Regions from separate parts of the Mus musculus genome. Here region 1 is linked to region 2. Evidence: chromatin loops called from intact Hi-C (ENCODE). Cell type or tissue: left cerebral cortex. All regions are shown on one strand. Links, peaks and the distances in the headings refer to the core of each region. The heading gives the core; the rest is flanking DNA. Region 1 overlaps Map3k20 (mitogen-activated protein kinase kinase kinase 20). Region 2 overlaps Map3k20 (mitogen-activated protein kinase kinase kinase 20).

Evidence for each region. Peaks named below come from ENCODE experiments on the same cell type or tissue, not always from the same donor. Only the 100,000 strongest peaks of a DNase experiment are listed, where the experiment ranks them.
Region 1: it touches region 2 in a loop (2.3-fold over the local background); 3 of 42 quality-filtered maps call a loop at or near these places.

What each region holds. Positions count from the first base shown.
Region 1 is chr2:72,324,173-72,328,572 of GRCm38, reverse strand. All of the region lies in intron 2 of Map3k20 (mitogen-activated protein kinase kinase kinase 20), which reads right to left. Among named protein-coding and RNA genes, the nearest start is that of Gm52556, 25 kb to the left of the region's middle. In left cerebral cortex, for the core only: a CTCF peak has its summit at 1,938; a DNase peak (open chromatin) is centred at 1,920.
Region 2 is chr2:72,380,574-72,384,973 of GRCm38, reverse strand. It overlaps Map3k20 (mitogen-activated protein kinase kinase kinase 20), which reads right to left. Exons shown (of 20, transcript NM_023057.5): 9 at 769-843. Among named protein-coding and RNA genes, the nearest start is that of Gm52556, 31 kb to the right of the region's middle. In left cerebral cortex, for the core only: no CTCF peak of the experiment used is centred there; a DNase peak (open chromatin) is centred at 2,133.

The sequences.
Region 1 (4,400 bases), core at 326-4,325, 56 kb after region 2:
GCTCTCCATGGCTTGTTCAGCCAGCTTTCTTAAACCAGGACCATGGGCCCAGGGATGACACCCTACAGTGGGCTGGGCCCTTCCCACATCAATCATTAATCAAGAATATGGCCCACAGACTTGTCTACAAGCCAAACTTGAAGGGATTTTTTTTTTTTTTTTTTTTTTTGGACTGGGGTTTTCTCTTTTCAGATAGCCATCTCTGGTGTCAGGAGGATAAAACAGCAAGCAACACAGCTATGAAAAAGAGGTGTTGCAAAGGCAACTTCCGGCAGTCAGGGAGCAGGTAGAACACACTCCACCTGTCTGGGGTGTGTCCTGTCCTCACCTGAACTGCACCCTCACCCGGATGAGGGGCAGGAGCAGAGAAGGAGACATGTTGCTGTGGGTTGACCTTTTAAAGGCATAAATGCCTGGTGCAGGGTTGGGGAGTTTTTTCTGAGACACTGAGAGTCGTCATAGGTCCGGTCCAGATGGGCATGGCTGGATCTGGTTTCCATCTATTGTAAATTTGGTGTTCACATGGCAGATGGATCAATACTAACTTTTAAATTGTCTCCATTATTGACAAAGCATGCATGGTGGGGAATACTGCTAGATAAACTCCCATTCCTTTAGGTGTCCTAAAATAGAGCTCTTTTCATCCCTAGAGACTATCTTTGAGAGCTTGAAGGTTCTAACACAGGAGTGGACTACGTATATATCCTTGACCAAGAAACAGCCCTCTTTATTAGGAAAGGCCATCCTCCTCAGCCAAGCATATAGCTACAAGAGGGACACTCGGAGGAATGAGGGAAGGGGATACTGACTAGTCAGTCCAATTATCCAAATTAACCTTGCAGACCAAAGGGGTGACAGGCAGCCCAAGCAGATCACGTTTCCTCCCCACAGCCTTTGATACAGAATCCACTGAATTTCTACTGGGATGGTTTGGGGGTGAGATCAGGGATATTTCATAGCATCAGACATCGAATACTGGCTGCAAACTACCCATAGAACTAGGAAAATACGAACTAACATCAAAGTAGTTAGCTGACCTCATGTGTGCCCACGTGCATGTGTGCTCACATGTGTGTGCACCAGAGGTCAATGGTACCTGTTCTCCCCAATCACTCTCCAGCTTATTTTCGAGACAGGGTCTCTCACTGAACCCCAAACTTAGCAATTCAGATTAGCTGGCTGGCCTCAAGCCATGTGGGTCATCCTGGCTCCACCTCCCAGTTCCAGATTACGATTCAATATGAAGGGTGTGGGAATCCAAACCCAGGTCCTCTTGCTTGCCCAGAAAGCACATTGCCAGTTGCCGTCTTCCTGGCCCTAGCTCCCACCCTGTGTAACATTACAGTTGTCTTACATCGGCTCCATCCCAGGGTTTGCTTTGTTATCCATTCAGAGGCTACTACGTGTACCTAAGGGACTACTGCTGCCTGATCAACTGCCATCCTTCCGTGGTTCTACAATATTTGCTGGATTTTACTCACCTTTGACTAAAATATTGCTTTCCAAATATGTCACATAGTTTTCTAGCTAAGTAAAAACTGCCCCACCCTTTGGCTTATAAAACAATAAACAATATAAGGAAATGCCAAAAAATTAATATTCACTTTGAAACATTTACACTTTATTTTGAAAATTGCACGCATATAGGAATGGTTTAATGGCTCCTACCTCTGGATGGTTTATTTTTCGCATCACCTCAAAATGAAATTGCCGAATTTCTAAGCAACTCTTTCCCCATCTCCATCACACTGGGTATCCATGGCAACAAGTCCTGAAGAACTGGTATACTGTGGCATTTCATTGTTTAATGGAGCACCTAATGTCAATTACTATACATATAACTTTATGTGTGTGTGTGTTACTTAATCTCCTTTATATTCTCTAAGGCAGGCAGGCAGTCTCTGACTCCCTGGAGACAAAGCATTATCCCCTCTAGTGGAGAAAAGCCAGAGCAGAAAAACAAAATGAGAGCATGCACCGGGATGATTTAAGATCTGGGGCTGCGGCTGTGTCTGCTGTTTTACCGAGTCAGAAGACGGGGGCAAGGTTTTTATCTGCACAAAACACAAATGTTACTACTCCATGGAATAATTATATTGTCTTGAGAGCTGTGCCCATAAACACGTCAAAATCTGTTTTTAGAAGCTTTGTGCTTGTGTCATTAAAACTATTTGTTTCGGTAGACTTTGGTAGATTTGAAAGCCTTGACATATTCTGAATCCTGCTGTTATTAAAGTTCTGGCTTTATAATGACACAGTGATACTCGTGTGGCAGTAACCACCAGCAGCCAGGACAAAAACGGAACAGGACAGAAACACAATCTGTTCTTGAAAGAGCACTTTCCCAGGGAGGTCTCTAGCACTTGTCCTAGTCTGATAACACCCTGACATTCCCGTACCTGCAGTTAAATGGCACACACACAGGATGGGCAGTCTCTGTCCTACTCCATTCTGCACATTTGTAAATCTGCATTTACATTTAGAACCAGAAAGATTTTAATCATAATTGTCTCATTTTACAGATGAAAGAGCCAGACGGGAGAGGTGACTTATTTCAGAGTATAGGGTCAGAAGTGAACAGTCCTGTTCTGTGACAGCTTAAAGACACTGCCATGCTCACCTGCTCACTGTCCTTGCTGAGAACTGAAGTGAACAGTCCTGTTCCGTGACAGCTTAAAGACACTGCCATGCTCACCTGCTCACTGTCCTTGCTGAGAACTGAAGCGGATCCCATCTCAGAGCAGCCCTTCTCTAAAGTATTGTACACCATCTACAAGCTGTTTTATAAAATATGCATCCGGCATTATTCCAGGCCAGTAGATATCGGTCTGAACCACTGTTTCCTGTACCTGGCTACTGTTCCAGGATGGAGGACACCTGAATTTATTTACTCAATCCTGAAGACACTTAGGTTGTGATGAATATTTTTTTTTTTACAAAAATAATTATATGAACTTTGCTCTTCATTTCCCAGGTGAACTTGTTTGCCCATGACTATGATATATAATTAACTGTGAAACGCTCAGGTCAAGAGGTATGAACATTTCAATAGATAATTCATATACGCCAGGAATGTCAATTTGTGATCATACCACAATGAAGAGAGTGTCTGTTTCCCAGGCCTGGTTGATATTAGCTGTATTTGTTCTCTCTGTATTAACAGTGAACACTCTATTCTTTTGTGAAGTGTTCCTTCACGTCCGCTTTCATTTTTATAATAGTGCATTTATCCCTGTGCTCCCCACTTTAGTAAAGTGGGTCTTGATTATAACTTCAGATCCTAAAAAAGGCAATTTCTATATGCTTTCAATATTTCGAATATAAATAACCTATCTAATGAAGCTTCATTCCTAAATTTCTCCACATCACTTTAACTAAAGGGATTTTGTCTCTGAAAGCACAAATCTAACTGTAGCCAGAGAATCAGGCTTAGAGCCCGGCTCTGTTGCCCAAGAACTTTGATGAGTTACTGATGTCTTCAATCCTGGGTTCTTTGCATGTAAAACCATTTTAGTGTCGCTGTACTACAGATTCTATAGTGTGTGTTTCTTCTGGTGTTGCTGAAATTATTCTGTATGGTAACTAGGGAGCCTACCGTTTGCACTGGCGATGTTTGAGATTCTTAGTGGTACTCACAATGACAGCCATTTCAATGCAAAGCCACCCTGGATTCCATAGAACAGGCCAGTGCCCACCTCACAGAACTGTACTACAAGGAAATGAACTCAGTACATGCCCACACGACCTTATTCATGTAGCTTATAAAACTCTACAGTTTGATTTCAGTGTTTAAAGATTTGCAAAATTTGGTTCCTAGGTTTTAACCTAACACACTTGAATTTTCTCCATTTTCAGATTACCATGGATACGACAGGATATTATTTAAAGCAATCTAAAGGGAATTCTGTTTGAGCAGGAAGTGATCTATTATTCTGCACTTCCAGGAAAGAATCCGCTCTCCACAGCATCCCAGCGCCAGGATCTGAAGCACCGCCCCCCAGCAGTTGTGGGAGAAATAATACAAAGAACAGCGTGAGAACTTTTGATTAAGGTCGACTCGACCGTAATGTTTTCCGTGCGCTGCTCAGTCGTACAATCTTCTGCAGCTGCATAACTCAACATCATTTCTTGGGAGACAAAATAGAAAAACCATCACTGAAAAAAATAATAGAGATAGCATCCAGGCAGGAACAGGATCTGAAAGGGACATGAGGGAAAATTACATTTATTTCATCATCTCCATGATGCTTTTGCCTTAACGTACAGTCATTGTATTCAGTTTTCTAGTCACAAAGAAATATGTTAACAGGGCATGGGAGGCACCAACTGGCACAAGACACGGGCAAAGGCCAGGAGTGTCTCGGTGGAGAGAGAATACATACATGGGCAAGAGGCAAGCG
Region 2 (4,400 bases), core at 330-4,329:
TTTTTTTTTCCCCCCTGAGACAGGGTTTCTCTGTGTAACAACCTTGGCTGTCCTGGAACTCTCTCTGCAGCCCAGACTGGCCTCAAACTCACAGAGATCCACCTGCCTCTTGTCTCCTAAGTGCTCGGACCAAAGTGTGTGCCACTACCGTTCACGCAAGAATATTTTCTTAAAGCTGAACTTTGTGGGGAAAGGAGATGAGCTATCCATGCTTACATGTGATAAATGCATGAAAACCTAGGATTGGAATTTCTTCAATTTTACTGTGACAGCTCAGAAACATCCCTGGACTTGTCCAGGGATGTCACACACTGTGATTCTACCAAGGTAAAACTTCTCTCTGCTCCTCTGTTAGAGAGAAAGGCAATGGAGAAGAGGCTAAGGGCAGAGCTCCATGGCCGACTCTCTGGGTTCACATCCAGCCCCACCAGTACTGGCCATGTGGGCTTGACCTTAACCTTGTCACTTAACCTGTGCTTCCTTGGCTCCATCTGTGAGCCAAGGTTGAGATGGATCAGCTTCTATATTCAAGAGTTAAGAAAAAGTGCTTAAAACACAGCCTCACCTATAGTATGTACTGTGTTAGCTGTTTTTTGGTTCCTGTTTTTTGTTTTTTTTAACAAGTCACATGGTCATGATTAAAAGCAAAAGAACAATATTGTTTTTTGAAGCCAGAGTGCTGACAAATGCTGTTAAAAAAAAAAAAAAAAAAAGGAACTCAAAGATGAACAGGTGAGGGTTCCGAAATCTGAACCCTAATGAGCATACCTTGGCATCAGCCTCCCAACACTGGTGTAGCAGTTCAGCAAAGCTTCTGGGGCAGCTGCTTGGAATGGTTAATCTCTGCAACAAAGGAGGAAAACAGGAGAAAAAGAAACAGGGGTTTACTCCCAGAGACAAGAAAATGACCTTTGATGGATCGTCAAACAGCTAATTTAGAAGCTCAAACAACACACAGAATTTATAGCTTCCACAGGTTAATACTGACATGGGACGGGAGAATTCATGTTCCGATCTGCCCTGCAGATCTCCCAGGGCTCCAGCTTTTCCCAAGTGGAAATCCTGGTAGATGGAAATGTCAGGTTGGTCGTGACAAATGCAGCGGAACAGCTCCAGCGGGAGAGGGGCAAGCTGGGGCCTAACGCTGTGTTTAAAACCACAAATTTATTACTGCGTTTTTATTGCAACTTAAGATCTGTGCACACCAGCCAGGTAACTAGGAAACAAATTGAGTTTTGGCAATAGGTGTGAGGCTCTGAAACCATCTTTGGCACAGAAGATCACTCTGCATTTTCTCACTGGTAATTCTGAATGTGCCGTTCAGCGCGCACGAGTCATTTGGCTTTACCTCTGGTCACACCCGTGTACTGAACCAGACTTGATACAAAACAAATTGGCTTCTGAGGATCAGCCCTACAGGTCTGGGTCTCATAGAACACGGCACACCCCTATCTCAGGGAGGAATGTTTGTTTTAAAAGGCTTAACGGTCCGGCCAACAACAACAGAATGTCCTGGCACGTGTGAGCCGCTGAGCTTGGTCTTCAGTACGGTTAGAGATAAATACCCACAAAGCTTCCTAGAATCAAGTCACCAAGTCTCAAATGTTCCATGTGTATTTATGTAAGTCAAGTAAACAAAATGAAGTTTATAACTTTTTGGACTTAGCATCTAACTAAATTACAAATACACAGAAAAAAAAAAACTTAACAGTTTCCAAATACACCAGATCACAACACCCGCACACAAGAAATCAAAGGAGACTGGTTTTTATATTATTCACGAGCTAACTATGACTTTTAAGTATGGTCACTAGCAACAGGGCTGGTCTTGGAACCGAGTCATTAACACAGCTGACCTCAATCCGGCTGTGTTTGCAACTTCTCAATGTCATTTACCCACCAGGCTAAGCACCTTAAATAGCCTCATCATCTTGTCTAGTAAGGTGATGCCTAGCCTGCATTTCCATTGTATTTTCATTTATTCTTCACATTGCACGGCTACACTGACTTGAAGCATGTTGTGTGTGGGTGAGCTGAAGTTTTCTGGTTTTCTTTTCAGCAGAGCCCGGGCTGTCAAAGCAGTTGTTATAGAGAGAGCAATGGAGTTGGAGACACATCCGTGGCAGAGTGACAGGCACTCACGAAGCACTGGGCTGAATCTCCCGTGCCAAGGGTGTTCGTGGATGGGTGGGTGGGTGTTGTGGAGTGAAGAACTGTGAAGCTAAGCACTAAGGTGTAAGTCCCTAGAACTGTCTGCCAAGGACATTTTACAAATAGAAAATTTAAAACTGAGTTTGGCTGGATTTGGGTGAGGCCATGCAGAGACCTAAAAAAAATAGGTGTCTGGGCAAGAAAACTGATAGTCTATACATTGCATTACATTAGAATTACAGATAATCTTGATATCATAATAAAGTTAATAAATAAGCAAGCTCTCCAAATTAAAGCTATGCTAAGCCTTGGGAACTCCTAGTCTCTTGACATCACAGAGGAGAACGATGTTTTCACTGTTATTTTAGTATATCGTGAACTGCACGTTTTTGATGGAGATTTAAAGGAAGTCAGTTGTTTGCTTAGGAGACAGAAAACGGTTGGGAGTGAGACTAAGTAAAGATGCACTGCAGTTGCTTGTGTGCAGCTACGTGTATATTCCACACAAATGAACAGACAACTGGTTTCAGAGGAATGTACTGCAGCACAGCCTCGTCCAAGGAAGCGATGTCAACAGGGTGAAAGTCCTGTCATACTCTTTTCTCACTGGGAAATCTTTTTAGATACAACATTTCAAACATTACACAAAGAGAAAAGTAATCTTAAATGTCTAATGTCGTCAAGTATTAGTTAATCACAGACTTAGATACTTTTACATAAGGGATTTCATTACTACATTAAAAAGTCCTTTAAAATAGGATCTGAAGTATTTATGTCCTGATTACAGAACTTTAATGCATTCCTAATGTATTCAAACACACGGAAATGGCCACATCTTGGTACTATGTGGTAATACTACTTACAGCTTAAATATTTTAGAGCAAAGAGTTTACATTTAAAAGTAGAGTATCTCCCAATAACTAAATTAGGTAGGGTATTTAAAAAAATATTTTTGCACCATTTTATATGTAAGATGAAAATAATTGTTGGTTTTATTTTTCTAAAGTTAAATAGTAGTAGATCAAATTTAAGTTTAAAACTTTTGCGCTACGTTTTATTGTGTGTGTGTGTGTGTACACGTGTAAATGCACACCTGTGCATTGTGGAAATGAGAAGACAATTTAAGAAAGTAAGTTCTCTCCTCCCTCCATGTGGGTCCTAGGAATTAAACTCAGGTTGTTAGGCTTGGTGGCAAGTGCCATTACCTGCTGAGCCATCTCACTGGTCCCAATATGATCAAGATTTTTCATATTAATTAATTTGCTATTTACAATGAAATATATTTATATAAGAACCCAAGTGTTTATGAAAGAAATTATACTCTAGGACATTCTGTAGAAAATATTCTCTAGAACATTCTGAAGGTGCACTGTTTTTTCATGGAAAAAAAAAAAGCAAATACGTGTATCTCTTGTATTTAAAAAGTTCTTAGTAATGCCCTCTTAAATTACTGTCTTCTGTGCAGGTTCACTGCTCCCTTGGGAAGGTGTAACAGGGCTTATGAATCCATTTTTAATAGAAGCTAGTGTCAGAAATGATTAGTCAAAAGCTGTACTCCATAAGAAGCAAAGGTCCTTGGATATAATGTTAGCGAGCATGGCCTCTCTATAGGTTCAGATGCAATGCTCTATGAGGAGCTAGAGACTACGGAAGGACTCCCATCTAGTTGAAGAGTGCAGTCCCAATCCTAACTGACCAGCTTGGATGCCATTGCAGCTACATAAGGCATTAGCAGTGGGAAGTTGGGTAAATATGTTTACAGACTCCCAGGAGTCCATAATCATTTCAAAATAAAATTCTGCTTTTTTAAAAAATTTACTCTACTAATTGGATATAGATGTTACAGAATGACGAGATAGGTCTCATTAACAATCTCCCCTTGGCAGTTTAAACACGTCACTCTTAGTTAAATGAAGAATTCTGGAAATATGGAAACCTTTCTCTAACCCAGTAACTGAAGGTAGTCAACAGTAAAGACAAATGAGATATTGGAAGTTGATGAGGTTTTATGAGTTAGGCTTCTTGAAGAGAACTCAACCTCCGGGAATGACATGAGCAGAACGTGTTTGGGAACCAGTGCCCCTAATGGCAAAATGAAGACACCTTCTTGAACGGTGACACTGCAAATCCCATCAGGGCTTGATTTCAACACTTTCCCCCCCACACAAGTAAGTACTGTGCAGAATGCGAAGAGAAGATAATTTATCCTTAAATCAAGCAGTTGTACTCTAATTCACTGGCAAGCTGAA